Regions from separate parts of the Homo sapiens genome. Here region 1 is linked to region 2. The links are chromatin loops, found by intact Hi-C in ENCODE. Cell type or tissue: MCF 10A. All regions are shown on one strand. Region 1 overlaps SDK1 (sidekick cell adhesion molecule 1). Region 2 overlaps SDK1 (sidekick cell adhesion molecule 1).

Region 1 (5,000 bases), 490 kb before region 2:
CTCATTAGTCTTCCCACCAATGCTGTAGGGCAGCCACACTGCTCCCCCTTCCTAGACAAGGAAGCTGATGCCGAGAGAAAATGAGTGATTATCCTGTAAGTTGCATCTCACGTGGTAGACATAGGATTTAAATGGGCCTTTTGGCTACAAAGTTCTGCTCTCAAACAGACTTTAGCCTGTAGATGATGGGGAGATATGAAAGAACTCCAAGCCAAGGAGGGGCAAGGACAGATGTGTCATGGAAAAAGTGGAAGTGTTAAAGCGCAATATTTCTGTAGGGAGACTGAGGGTGATACATACTCATATATTAAGAAGAGCATGGAGGTTCCTCAACAGCAGATCAGGGAGGGTGAACAACTTTGCTTTCCAAAGACAATTCTCACACATTGTTTCACTTAAAGTCACCAGTAAGACTGACAGGATCACAGGAAATATGATATTTTAGTAAATTTCTCATGACTTAAATGGAAACCAAAAGGAGGCCTAAAATTGAGCTGATACGATAATAAAATGAGGTAGATATGGACTGTTTCACCTTACTATAGAATTGGGAAACCATTAACTTAGAATTTATGATAATTTGTTTACAAATTAGGCTAAAAATACATTTATTTAAAGGTAAAATATTTCCTTAAACTGATTAACAACATAAGATGTTACAGATGAATTTAGCCTAGTAAAGAATGAACTTCTTGGCACTTAAAAATGAAACAATCACCATCTATTTATTAAAACACGTTCCCAACGAGCTCTAATTACTAAGACTTAGTTTGGCAATCAAGGATGACACAAGGGGCGTGACATAATAAAACCAAAATTCTATTAATAAGTTAGTAATTCAAACTTTTTGTTAATTCGGATGACTCATTTTCATCAGTGAGAATTCCTGAGATGCTGCTCTTTTGTTGCAGTTATTTCCTTAAGGACAACAGGATGTAAAACACAAAAGACAAATGATAAAATTGGAAAAATATTTGCAATGTACCGAGTCTAAAACCAATCAGAAAAGGGCAAAGTGCATGAAAAGTGAGTAATTTTCATTGTTCCATTTTAATGATGACTTGTATTTATCATTTTCTGTATATCACTGTAAAGTTTAAAAAAGCTAGTTAGAATCTTTGGGAAAAGAGGTCTGAATGGCATCATGATGTGACATTGTACCGGACAGCAGGCTTGTCCCATGTCTGCGCTTTTTGCTCTAGTGGTTCTGTAACCTAGAAAATCTTTGCACCTGTTGGAAACCCCAACTGTGCCCGACTCTCAGGTTTCAGGTCAACTGTCGGCCCTACAATGAAGACTTTCCAGATTCTCCCTAACCAAAAATAACCTCTGTCACTGAGTAATTAAAGCACCGTATCTGCACTTCTGTTCTTCTATTCAGGCCACTTCAACTCAGGTTACATTCATGGATGTTCACATCTTCTCTCTGCCCCTGGAATATGAGTTGCTTCATGCTAATACCGTAGCACCTCAGTCATGTTGATTGGGGTGTGTGTGCACACGGCGGCTTCCTGGGTCAGTGTACTGTGCACACATGGAAGGAAAGGAGGGCAAGAAATGGAATAAGAGCAGAAAAGGAAAGGAGAAGAAAAGAGTGAGAGAAAAGAAAGAGCAAAGAGAAGAGTAAAAGATGAGAGAAAAGATAAGAAAAGGGAAATTTAAGAAAAGAAAAAAGGAAAGGAATATGGAAAGAAAGGGGATTTGATCAAAGTTCCCAAATTAACTATAACCATTTATTTCATCTTCTTCCCATTATAACACACACACACACACACACAGCTGTAAAAACAAGTTGAACTACATGGTGAGATGACTATCATTGCATTTAAATAATTTTAACAAAGTTGTTGAACATTAAGAAGAACGTGGCAAATGGGAGCACTGTTCATAACAGCCACAAGGGGGAGCAGCCCAAGTGTCCGTCACATGAAAGGAAAGACATAATATGGTCTATACATATAAGGTCATATTATTTTACCTTAAAAAAGAAGGAAATTCCAACACATACTACAATATGGATAGCCTCAAAGACATTATGCTGAGATAAGTCACACACAAAAGGGCAGACACTGTGTGTCTCCACTTATATGAGGCCTCTAGAGTAGTAGAATTCAAGGAGACAGGAAGTACAATGGTGGGTGCCAGGGGCTGGGGAAGGGGAGAATGAGAATCATTGTTTGATGGGGAAAGAGCTTCCAGTTGAGCAAGCTGGAAATGTTCTGGAAATGCATGATGGTGATGAGTGTGCAGAAATGTTAATGTGCATAATACTTCTTACTGAACGGGAGACTTAAAATGGAGAAGATGCTAAATTTTATGTTATGTATTGATATGGTTTGGCTCTGGTCCCCTCCCAAATGTCATCTCAAGTTGTAATCCCCATGTGTTGTGGCAGTGGCCTAGTGGGAGGTGATTGAATTAAGGGGTGAATTTCCCTCTTGCTGCTTTCATGATAGAATTCTCACGAAATCTGGTTGTTTGGTAAGTGTGCAGTTCTTCCCCTCTGCTCTCTCTCTCCTGATGCCATGTAAGACATGCCTTCTTCCCCTTCACCCTTCTGCCATGATTGTAACTTTCCTGAGGCCTCCCCAGCCATGCAGGACTGTGAGTCAATTCTACCTCTTCTCTTTATAAATTACCCAGTCTCAGGTAGTTATTTATAGCAGTGTGAAAACAAACTAATACATGTATATTTTGCTACAATTAAGTTTTTTTAAGTAGGTGAAGAGGACTTTTGCTTTCAGCCATGATACAGTAACAGGAATCAGATTTATTCCCCCACCTTAAACAGCTTGAAAACCAGACAAAATATGTGAAGCAGCGATTTCTGACACTGGACCACCGGCAGCACGGGACAGTGATTCCTGGGTGAAGGAAAACAAAAGAGTGTCCAGCTCGCTGCCTTGAAAGAGTTCCCAATCCAGGCTGAGGGAAGCCAGACAGATCCCAGTGGGCTTGCTGAGTTAACAAGCCAGAGTTTAGAGTCTGCGGAGGCCCAGGAGGCTAAAGCTAGTGGAGAAAAATGCCACAGAAGAGGCAGCTGTGGCAGACAGAGCTTCAGGGTCTTTTGCTGAGTGTTGATCTGTGCATACAGGTAAGGAAACTACCAAGGCCAGGAAATAACAGGAGGAGGCAACATAATCCTGACAGCCCACACAAGGCCAGGAAGAGGGTGTGCTCCTACCAGCGCTCATGCATAGGGCACTGGGTGGAATTTAAACCATCAGGCCAGCACTTCAAGAAGTATTAAGGACATGCCTTCAGGGAGAAGGAAGATGCCAAACCAAAAGCTGAATGTACACAGGGGATAAAGAACAGCAGAAATGGTCAATATGTGAGTAAATATATAAACATTTCGTTTTTCATTTTTTAAAATGTCTTTAAAACTTAGAAAATCAGTAAACAGAAGACTTGAACGGGACTATCAACCAGCTTGACCTAATTGATATTTACAGAACACTCCACCCAACAACAGCAAAATACAAATTCTTTTTAAGTGCACACAGAACATATGCCAAGATATTCTGGGCCATAAAACAAATCTCAATAAATTTAAAAGGATTGAAATCATGCAGAGTATGTTTTCTGGCCACCGCAGAATTAAATCAGAAATCAGTAACAGAAAGTTATCTGGAAAATCGCCAAAGAGTTAGAACTTAACAACACACTTATAAATAATCCATGGGTGAAAGGAGAAAATGCAAAGGGAATTAGAAGATATTTTGTCATGAAAGAAAATGAAGACCCAACATAAAAATGGGGAGATGAGCCTAAAGCAGTGCCTGGGGATACTGATGGCATCAAGCACTTACACTAGAAAAGAAGAAAGGTCTGACTTCAGGGATCTAAGTATCCACTTTACGCAACTTGAAAAGAAGAGGAAGAAGAAGAAGCCTCAGGACAGCGGAGTGGAAAGAGAAAGGGGGCATGGGTCCTTCCGTGAGTTGCTTCTTGTCTTCCTCATCACTGCTTCGTGGTCACGAGATGGCTACACTGTCTCCAGCTTTACATCCATGTTCCAGAAGAAGGGATAGTGGTCAAATGTGGCTAGCCACATTTCCCCCTTTTTATTCTAAACAGAAAACATCCTTGGAAGCCCTACTTAGCAGACGTCCACTACATGTTGATTGGCTAGAGCTTTGATACATGGATGTCTGGCTGGAAGTGACTAGGGAATGGGCCCTGAGGCAGCCAGACTCTAATGTGTTTCTATAAAGATGAAAGCACCAATAAGCTATGAATGGTCATACAAAAGTAAGGGTTTAACATCCTCAGGCTCCAATAAATAAATATAAGAATGATTTATTACAGTGATGATGAGATGACTCTATGGGTACCAAGCCCCTTAATTACTACTTATGATTTCTTTCTTGAACTGCAATGATATCCTCCATGCCTGGTGAATATTTTGTGCTATTCTTCTTACCCTATAATAGAAACTTTTACCATATTGAGTAAAAGCAACAATATTTTTAGAGGAATGAATCAGTAAAATGTACATTAGAGACACGCTGGTAATCAAGAGTTAGGAAATGAGAGTCTTGGCAGGGCTCAGTGGCTCACACCTGTAATCCCAGCACTTCAGGAGGCCAAAGCAGGCAGATCACCTGAGGTCAGGAGTTGGCCGACATGGTGAAACCCCTTCTCTACTAAAAGACACAAAAAATTAGCCAGGCATGGTGGCACGTGCCACCAGCTACTCGGGAGGCTGAAGTACAAATCGCTTAAACTTGGGAGGCAGAGGTTGCAGTGAACCGAGATTGCATCACTGCACTCCAACCGGGGGGACAGAGTGAGACTCCGTCTCAAAAAAAAAAAAAAAAAAGAAAAAATAGTATTACTCTGCTTTAGTTTCAATACACACCTGGTGTATAGTGAAGCACATGTATCTTCTGTGGATCTGATGCCCTGATGTTGTAGCTCTCCAGGAATATGCACTGGGCGAGACCCCGGAGCATCTCTGGGCTGCAAACTGAGGCTCAGGGTTCCTTTCAGTGGCT
Region 2 (5,000 bases):
CATATTGTACTACTGGACAGTACTGGACCATTTACCAAGGCTGCAGTTGTTCAAGCTCTGAAGTAATTGACTTCAGTCATGCAAAAAGACTGATAAGAATCAACTGGCTTTCAGCCCAGAGAAGCTTTCCAAACCAGTTTGGAAGTATTTAATGATTTTAAACATGTCAAAACTTTTTACTGAATATTCTTTCACAACAAAAATAATGTCAAGCCTAAGGGCAGACTAACAAGTTGTTTAGATGACAAAAGAAGTCAACAGTCACTATTAATAATAATACTGCAGATTCTCTGTTCTGAGAGTAAATTAACTTGTTTATCAACCATGGCAGAAAATAATAAAACATACAAAAAAGAGGTAAATTATTACAAATCAGTGATAACAATGACAAAGCCATACACCGGAAGAAATCTACTGTTTGCAGCTATTAATATAAGTTATTTAAATATACACAGAAACATATATAGGCACACCTTGTCTTACTGCACTTAGCTTTCTTGTGCTTCACAGATATTATGTTTTTCAAATTGAGGGCTTTAATTTGTAAAATTACAAATTTTGGAGGTTTGTGGCAGCCCATGTCCAGCAAGTCTATTGATGCCATTTTTCCAATAGCATCAGCTCACTTCACGTCTCTGTGCAGGCATTTTTTAGAAAATGTTTAATTAAGGTATGTACTCTTGTTAGCCATAATGCTATTGCTCACTTAACAGACTACAAAATAGCATAAACACAACTTTTATATGCACTGGGAAACCACAAAATTTGTGTGATTCACTTTATTGCAATGGTCTGGACCCTAACCTGCAATATCTCCAAGGTATGCCTGTATATGGAATAAATAAATATATATATAATATAAATAAATATATATATTATATATATATATATATATATATATATATATATATATATATATATGTAAGATATTTCAAATCCCTGTAATGCAGCTTGGAAACAGAGTACCCCAGTATCCAGTCAGACGCACAGTGCCCTCACTCTTTCAGAAGAGCACACAAGTGAGCAACCAGCATGGAAATAGACTATTCTCTTAGGTAGTAACTACTGTACCATTTTACATCAAAAAGCTGATAGGATACTGAGTCTCCATATCTTATTGTATTTGTGCTCTCTTTACTCTTTACTCAGATATCTAGATATTACCTGTCATCTTTCTCATAGGTGCAAATAAACTTTTATTTACCAAAGTCATTAAGCTGCTAAATAATCCCTCTTTCGGTTAGAACAAAAAGACCTGTTTTTCATGGTATTTATGAGTCAGCATCACAAATCAAACAAAAAACACCATCAAATAGTCAAAACGTTCAAATAACCTTAAATGAGCAATAATAACTAACAATTCTCCAAAATTCATTTCCCACCATTTGAAAGAAGCAACCATTCATCACTTTAATGATGTAAATGGGTAAAATGAAATGAAATTACAAAATTTTAAATTACAGGAATCTTAGAGATCTTCTAATAAGTAAGCTCATAAGAAACAGAAGTATAGGTCAGGCATGGTGACTCACACCTGTAATCCCAACACTTTGGGAGGCTAAGGCGGGCAGATCACCTGAGGTCAGGAGTTCAAGACCAGCCTGATCAACACGGAGAAACCCTGTTTCTACTAAAAATACAAAATTAGCTGGGTGTGGTGGCATGCAGCTGTAATCCCAGCTACTGGGAAGGCTGAGGCAGGAGAATCACTTGAACCCGGGAGGCAGAGGTTGCAGTGAGCCGAGATAGCACCACTGCACTCCAGAGTGAAACTCTGTCTCAAAAAAAGAAAGAAAGAAAGAAACAGAGGAATAGAAATGTTTCATCTAATTCATAATAAGCCAAAGTTTGCATAATTAAATCTGTATCAATCAGAAGCTATCACATTTATATAAGTGCAAAATAATCTTTACATTCCACATAGCTATAATGCAATCTACTGTTGAGTGTAGAATAAAGTTTATATTAACTAATAGACTCAAAAATATTGCAACTTAAACACATTGGTTTCCATTTTTAAGCTACACAAATAACTAAGGGAAAACTGCAATCAAGAAGAAAAACAACTTTTTGATTTAAACACCTCAAAAATGGCCCAGATGAAAAAAAGCAACAACAAAACTGAACTACTTGAAATTCTCTGCCTTTCACAATGCACATTCTTATTTCACTTGGGAAATTTAATTGTGCTTTGTGTATGACCTTTAAAGCATTGTTGTCACAGCTTGATAACATTCAAATAATTTCAATAAAACACCTACCACAGATGGGAAGTCATAAAATCATAATAGAAATACTCAAACTTTATAATAGTATTTAGGAGAACTTTATTTTCTAAAACTTGGTCTTTGCCTCTTCAGAAATAAACATTGTGCTTCCGAGTGAATTTCTTGGGCAGACACAATAAAAACTACTGAAGTACCTCCTCCATTACTCTCTGAATAGCCAAGCTTCACCATCCTTTATAACAGATATCATTCATTCTCCAGTCTTCATTAAAGCCTTTCCTAAGAATCTCAATTAGATTTTATATATATCCTCCACATATCCTACTGAGTGCAGGATACTGAGCCACATGAAGCTTTCTCAAGTTCTTTTTGCATTTATTTTCCGCATATTATTTTCTGTGACATTGCTCTATCTGTGAGTCACATAAAAGCTAAACCTCAGAAACCAGATTGAGTTCCATGAGGACAGGATCCAGTTTTGTGCTTCTTTTATATCTCCCACAATAGCTAGCTCAAGGTACATATTCAGCAGGTGTTCTTACCTCCTAATCGACAGATGCAGTAAAGACAGCTACACACATACGTAAGAACATGATATAAACTCCTAGCAAACGCCATGCACTGGTCTTCAAATCCAGATAGTTAAATAGTGATAACATTTAATAACTAGGCATTTATACAAATGCCATTTGTGCTCATTTTGGCCAAGATTCAGATGTTAACAGTTTAAGTATTTGAAAAATTAAGGGGTAATTCATACATTCTAATACTAGTAGATACAAAATTATTACACATCAGTAGCATTATCTCCATAATAAAAAAAAAAAATAAGGCTCAGAGAAGTAATGTAACTGCCCAAAGTGCAAGTAAGAAGTAAATCTGGAAGTCAAACTTGGGTCTTCCCATCCAGTGAACTACGGCTGGCTCAGTATATTGTGGCCACAGCCTCTTCAAGACTCACCTGGGCCATGAGTGGTCTTGTTATTTTCCCCCAGCAAACCATAAAATTATGAAGTCCTATGGGTTCCATACATGGAATAGTTTGGCAAGTACCATTTGACTCTACAGATGCTCTCTCTCAAAAAGTCTTTGAATAAAATATATTACCCAGTGGTGACACTGCCATTTTCAAGGCCCCATAATGCTCTTGTCACACAGTAAACAGGAAAATTGTAATTGTTTAAACTTCCAAGTTATCAGTTACCTTTCCATTCTGATCCTGCCTCCATGATATTATGCTCAACTCATCTTGATTGGAATTCTGTGTATTCCCCCAAATCTTGTCATGTGATTATTCTAGAAGACCTCTTGAATGCTCGTGTAAGTGGCTGACATCATCAAGTATGGATTTTAGTAAGTGAAGCGTGATCTGTATATTTTTCAGACTCACAATGACAGCTCCCTATGTATCTTCTAAATCCATCAGGACACATTACGGAGCTGAGGGCTATGAGGCTGCGGATGGCAGCAGGGACCCACGCAGAGGCAGTATTAGATGACTACTCATCTCGAACTGGCACTGGCTGCTGTCCCTTCCCTTCTCATCATCACTGTCCTGTCCTGACACTGGAGTTCGGCCAGCTGAGGCAGACCTACACGAGACTGGGTAGAGATAAGCTCCATAAGCAATTCCTCTGGCCGTAAGAATGGCTTTGAAAACTGAGGTTGAAGCTCCTTTATAAAGCTCTGTTGCATAATAGATTCCTCATCTCATGTGTTAACATGAAGGCAAACACAACCATAAAATGTTTTTGCCTGTGTATATATTTTTAATTACGCCATAAGAATCCATGAACCCACCAACTACAAAATAAAACTGGACCTTAATTATGACACATATATTTCTAGGTAACCCCCACTCCCATCCTTTGGTCTGCCACCATCTGAGGTAACCACTATCCAGAATCCTGTACTTTACTTTTTATAGTTTTATGTTTATCTATTTTTGTGTAATACAAATACTGTGTATATTTTTATGTATTTATAAGTACATACGTTCTTTTCATTGTTTCTAAGTTGATAAAATGGGTAAAGGCTGTATGTAACCTTCAGGGACTTACTTTTTCACTTGTTATAAAAATTCATCCATTCGAAGTTGGGGGCACTCTCAGAATGGTGGAGTGAAGATCTGTGGAAACGCTCCCATGCATAAAAACAATGAAAATGCTGCCACAATTTTCAAAATCAACTTTTTTGAAAATTCTGAAAATTAACCAAAGCTGTACAACAATCTAAAGCATTATCTTAGGAAAGCTGCTGAATCTTGGCTAGAAAGGCTTGGTTCATGGCATTTTAACTTGGTCTACTCCATCCCTCTCTCCTAAGCTCCATTCACAGTAGGCTAAGAACCAGCAGCCTCCCTAACAATGTGAAAATGTGTAGTCCTGTAGCCACCAGAGGGAGCAGACCCAGTTCAGACTTCCCCAAAAGCGCCCTCTCTGGAGCACTGTCACTGTCTGACCTGCTTCACAGCTCTCAGGGAAGCCCCATTCACAAGGCATTATCATTACTTGATGTCATGCAGAGCTCACCAAGCAGGAGAAGCCCTCTACCCTAGGGCATTTGTCAAAAACAATCAGCTGCAATTGATTAACACCACAGCTATTAAGTCGGCCATACCAGTTGGGCAGCCAAGAGTCCAGCCAAAAATTTAAATGGGAGACCTGTGAAATGAGATGTCCACAGTGGGTATCTGGAACTCCACACACATGTACCGGGCCATATACAAGCCGAGGAAAGAGCCATACACAACACATATACAGAGCCCCTCAC

What was found. A loop is a pair of places that touch in the nucleus more often than their neighbours do. Peaks named below come from ENCODE experiments on the same cell type or tissue, not always from the same donor. Only the 100,000 strongest peaks of a DNase experiment are listed, where the experiment ranks them.
Region 1: a loop joins it to region 2, with 6 times the contacts of the local background. A loop is called at or near these places in 4 of 110 quality-filtered maps.

The regions. Positions count from the first base shown.
Region 1 is chr7:3,894,524-3,899,523 of GRCh38, reverse strand. The region is part of intron 5 of SDK1 (sidekick cell adhesion molecule 1); the gene reads right to left. Among named protein-coding and RNA genes, the nearest start is that of SDK1-AS1, 540 kb to the right of the region's middle. In MCF 10A, a CTCF peak has its summit at 1,885 (motif pointing right); a DNase peak (open chromatin) is centred at 1,893.
Region 2 is chr7:3,399,746-3,404,745 of GRCh38, reverse strand. All of the region lies in intron 1 of SDK1 (sidekick cell adhesion molecule 1), which reads right to left. LOC124901577 (a long non-coding RNA gene) reads right to left here. Exons shown (of 2, transcript XR_007060196.1): 1 at 1-5,000. Among named protein-coding and RNA genes, the nearest start is that of SDK1-AS1, 50 kb to the right of the region's middle. RefSeq lists an enhancer at 4,441-5,000. In MCF 10A, no CTCF peak of the experiment used is centred here; no DNase peak of the experiment used is centred here.